Linked DNA regions of Mus musculus: region 2 is linked to region 1. Evidence: chromatin loops called from intact Hi-C (ENCODE). Cell type or tissue: gastrocnemius. All regions are shown on one strand.

What was found. A loop is a pair of places that touch in the nucleus more often than their neighbours do. Peaks named below come from ENCODE experiments on the same cell type or tissue, not always from the same donor. Only the 100,000 strongest peaks of a DNase experiment are listed, where the experiment ranks them.
Region 2: a loop joins it to region 1, with 4 times the contacts of the local background. A loop is called at or near these places in 22 of 42 quality-filtered maps.

The regions. Positions count from the first base shown.
Region 1 is chr6:134,658,411-134,660,910 of GRCm38, forward strand. All of the region lies in intron 2 of Borcs5 (BLOC-1 related complex subunit 5), which reads left to right. Among named protein-coding and RNA genes, the nearest start is that of Borcs5, 19 kb to the left of the region's middle. In gastrocnemius, a CTCF peak has its summit at 1,130 (motif pointing right); a DNase peak (open chromatin) is centred at 1,147; H3K4me3 peaks cover 170 bases; H3K27ac peaks cover 442 bases.
Region 2 is chr6:134,862,062-134,864,561 of GRCm38, forward strand. It overlaps a transcript of Crebl2 not described here. Among named protein-coding and RNA genes, the nearest start is that of Crebl2, 33 kb to the left of the region's middle. In gastrocnemius, a CTCF peak has its summit at 1,320; DNase peaks (open chromatin) are centred at 819 and 1,319; H3K4me3 peaks cover 879 bases.

The DNA.
Region 1 (2,500 bases):
GATTTAGAACTCTGCTGTCTAAAATATTTATTCATCCATCTAGACAAATGTATTTATTCTTTTTGTTCACAGCTATCTTTAGGCTAGAGATACAAAAGCAGAACCACGGTTATGGCCCACGAAGAGTCCCTGGTGTAAAAAACAAGGGGGTGGGAGGGCCTGTCATGGCAGCACATGGTAAGGGCTCACAGATGTGGGGAACCTAAGGGAAGACAAGCTATTCTGAGACGTAAAGGTTGCCGAGAATGAGAAGAGTGTGGAAGAACCTCTGGTCATCTTGCGAGTGTGGACTGAGCACGCCTTATTCTAAATGCCTTGGGATATTAATGTTTTAGGTTTGGGGTATTTTCATAGGCTTTAGGTGTTTTGAAATCTGAAACTTCTGAGCACTGACACCGAGTTCAAAAAGTTTCACATTTTAGAGCATTTCAGGTTTTTGAAGAAAGGATGCTCAATATATAACGTCTTTGGGTAGGAGGGGGTTCAAGACAGGGTTTCTCTGTGTAGTCCTAGCTGTCTCAGAACTTGCTGTGTAGACCAGGCTGGCCTTAAACTCAGAGATCTGCCTCCTCTGCTTCTCAAGTGCTGGAAATAAAGACATGTGTGATCACTGTCTGGTGCAATCTGAAATTATTTCCAAAATGTTTAACAGGTTACCAGGTGAAACTTAAAAACTGCTGGTGGTCAGGCCCTGGCTTCAGAGTCACTTTCAGGGACTGGGATATAAGGAGTGTGTTACACTAGCATTTTAAGTGACCTTGAATGGGTGCATGGGCCATGTATTGGATAAACTAATTTGAAGATGGTAAATTTGAATTCTACTTATTGTCACAAAATTTAGATTATTCAGTAATGATTTTAGTGATGATTGCTTTGTGGAGCTAGGGGTTCCTCAGGCTTACTCAGCAAGTGCTGTAGCACAGAGCTGCTTTCGTTCCTCAGCCCCAGACGGTTTTTGTTTTTGTTTTTTTTCCTTTTTGCTTGTTTGTTTTTTAAAGGCGTGTGATTTTGGAAACTTGCTATTGGACTTTGGGTCTTTGGGATCAGTCTCAAGTCTTCAGGTTTGGAGGCCGGTATCCTAACCCTCTGAGCCATCTAAAAGTGACAACACTTTTGCCACTAGATGTCACTAGAATAAAACAGCTGGCTGCGGAAGTGTCTGTACCCTGTGCCCAGTGTTAGGAACATGGGCTCCCGAGCATCTGGATCTCCGTTTAGAACCAGGTCACAGCTCATTTCAAATGCAAGTTAGCTGGAAAGCATACATGTTCTGTGACATGACAGTCATCTGTAATTGCCTCCTTTAGTGTTTAGCAAGACAGGAAAGGAAAAAACGTCTGACCAGAGGAAACTCTAGCGTGACCTTACATTGTGTATGTAGGAAACTCTTTTCAGTTTATCACTGTGCTCAAAGAAATAATTGTGTTTATTGGAGGCATTTTAAATATCTGTCTGCTGGTGAGTGGATAAGTAAAATACCACATGTCCAGGAAATGGAATAAAAATCCTACTTAGCACTAGAAAGAAACTAGTGGATGAGCTGGAAACCACAATTGCGTGGATTCAGGAGAGCCAGCCCAAACTGGGAGACCCTGTCAGCAGGATGGGAGGAAAATAGGTTGGATGCAATGATCTAAGTAGAAATCAAGAGGTGAGAAGACCTAAGTGAAATGATCTTCATTTTGCAGGTTATCCTTGGTCCTGCCTTGAGTCTGGGTAACATTGAACCTGAGTTTCTGGTTACTGGGTGTAGATGGAGCCATTTATTTTGTTTATTGTCAGTTCTTTGATAAGTTTCATACATGTATATGATGTATTCTCTTAATTCCTCTCTGTACCCTCTCATCCCCCTCTCATCCCTATGAACCCCCACACCTTGTCTCTTTCCATGTGGTTGCTGGGAATTGAACTCAGGACCTTCAGAAGAGCAGTCAGTGCTCTTAACCACTGAGCCATCTCTCCAGCTCCCAATACTGAACTATTTCTTGTGTTTAACATCTAAAGTTATTTTGTTTTTGTTTTCTTGAGACAGGCTCTTATGTAGCCCAGGCTTACCTTGAACTCACTGTGTAGCCATCCACCTCCAAAGTGCTGGGATTTCAGACACGCACCATCATACCTCATTCTGTGTGGTGCTAGGACTCAGTCTCAGGCCTTCATGCATGCTAGACAACACTGTCTCGAATGAACCTCATCCCTGCTCAGAGGATCACAGGTTCAAGGCCAGCCTGCACTACAGAGTAAGACCTTGTCTCACCCCACTTCCAAATTTCTCTCTTCAAATACTATCTTTATCACTGTTTAATTTCAGTTTGGTTGAATAAATTTTGATTTTCTTTTTTCATTTCCCCTTTTCTGGGTGCTTCAGGGTTATGCCTTTTTATTGTCTTGTTTTTAATCTTTACTGGGGCCTTTAAACTTTTACATTAAGATTTAAGCCATGGTTATCCGAGGCTCTCAGTACACATCTCCTCCTCCTTATTTGAGATAGCCTTGTAGG
Region 2 (2,500 bases), 200 kb after region 1:
GTCGACTGTTGCATGCTCCAAACCACATGATGTCCTCCGACCTCCAGGTCTGCCTCCTCAGCCTGCGTTTGGTCACCCTGGGGAGCTAAAATCCCACGTCCTTCAAGTATGAAGGCAATCCAAACTCTGTAACGTCTACTGTATAACTCAGAGCTGATGGAGTCAGTCACTAAAGCAATACCTTTGTTTTGACTTGGTTTGGTTTGGTTTTTGTTTTCCCACACACTCCTGTAGCCAATCCTGGCCTTGAATTCCTAACTCTCTTGTCTGTACCTCCCACATGCTGGGGTTATAGACATGGGTTTAGATAAGGGTTATAATAGACACACACACACACACACACACACACACACACGCGCGCGCGCCACAGCATGCATAGAGATCAGAGTTCAAACGATGGGAATCTGTTTTCTCCTTCCACCTTGTGGGTTTAGGGGACCAAACTCAGGAGCCAGGCTCAGTGTCAAGCACCCTTAAACACTGAATCATCTCACTGGACTCCAAAAACCCTCTTAAAAGAGGCTTCTGCGAAAGAATAGATAGCACTTCTTGACATGTCCACACTTGGGAAAAGTCCAGAACCTACCAGATTGTAGCAGCTCAAAAAAATTAAAGAGGGTCTGAGAGGCCTGAGGTCAGTGAGACCGGCCTGCAGTGAATTCCTTCCACACCAAGTCAAATTGTCTGTTTAACCCTGCACATGCGCACCCACTCAGGGGAAAGCGTGTATTGCCATGGAGACATCTGCATGTCCTCTGAACCTAATTATGAAAGCAGCCGAGGGGCAGGCAGGAGCTCGGTCTGTACAGAGCTCACCGAGCGTGCACCAAGTCCAAGCAACAGATGGGGTTGCTGCCAGCAATGAAAAAAATCTAGTGTGGTCACGCGTGCCTGTAATCCCAGGACTGGGGACGTACAGGCAGGAGGATCGGGGAGTTCAGAGCCAGCCCAGGATACATGAGAAGCTGACTTACAAAGAAAAAAAAAAAAAAAAAAAAAGGAACAGAAAACGGAGAGGCCACGGTAAGTGCTGTGGATTTGGCGGTCTGTTGGGGCCTTTTGAGCATGATCACATTTGTAAAATAGTTTAAAACAATATTTTGAGTAGCGATTTCGCGCCCGTAACGGGTATTATTTGCTGGGGAATTTCCTCTGATGTTTAGAAGCTTTGCGTTTGGAGCACACTGATTGATGAACCCACAGCTGAGTCTGGGTGCTCTGCAAGCTTGGCTGTGTGGTTGCTAAGAGACCAAGATTTCTCTGAATTCCAATGAGTAGCTGGGTGAAAACTCTGCCCGCTAGCCACAGCGCCGCCAAGCGGCGTCTCTCAGAACTGCGTCCGGATTCTTCAGTCTTCCCTTCCTGGTGAATTTGAACAAAGGCGGGCTGTGTGTGCATCCTTTCAAGGTCTGCGCGCAGGGAGGACGTTTTTTTTTTTCTCCAACACACGAATTGTGTCGCAGTAAGCAGGAGTGACACAGAACTGGGTACCAAATTAAAAGTAAATATTAAATAAAATATATTGGGGTCGGGGCGGGGGGGGGGACCATATAGCAGAAGAACCATATAGCAGGTGTGTGGTGAAAGAAAAACTTTGTAGAGCTGGCTCTTTCCGTTCAGGGACAGAACTCAGTCAAATTGGTGGCAAGCACCTTTACCAGCTGAGCCATCTCACCCACTTAGTTTGCCAGGAATGGTAGATCACCCTTAACTTTACTTATTGGCTTGATTTCAGTCTTGTAAAAGGTAAGAGGCTTCCTCTGCTCTGGGAAAAAAATGTAATTTAGATTAATATTTTCTAAAGATTTTTTTATTGATTATATGTAAGTGCACTGTGGCTGTCTTCAGACACTCCAGAAGAGGGAGTCAGATCTTGTTACAGATGGTTGTGAGCCACCATGTGGTTGCTGGAATTTGAACTCCAGACCTTCGGAAGAGCAGTCGGGTGCTCTTACCCACTGAGCCATCTCACCAGCCCCTAGATTAATATTTTTAAAATTTATTTTTATTTTATGTGCATTGGTGTTCTGCCTGTATATATGTCTGTGTGAGGGCGTCAGATCCCCTGGAACTGGAATTAGGCAGTTGTGAGCTGCCCGGTGGGTGCTGGGAATTGAACTCAGGACCTCTAAAAGAGCAGTCAGTGCTCTTAACCACTGAGCCATTTCTCCAAGCCTTCTAAATTAATACTTTTATTTATTTACTTTTTATGAGACATAGTCTTACTTTGTAGCCTAGGCTGGCCTGGAACTCAACTATGATAGTCCAGGCCGACCTCCAACTTAGGACAGTCTTCAACCTCCTAAGAGCTAAAGCACGAACCACCAAACCTGCCTACATCTTTCTGATTTTTAAGTCTGTGTGGGTTGGGGGAATGTTGGGGACTAACCCTAATTCTTACATATTAGACCACCACTTTGCCATTTGGCTATACCTTCCTCCTCCTCCTCCTCTTCCTCCTCCTCCTTTTTAATTTTAAGACTCGGGGCATGTTGGCATA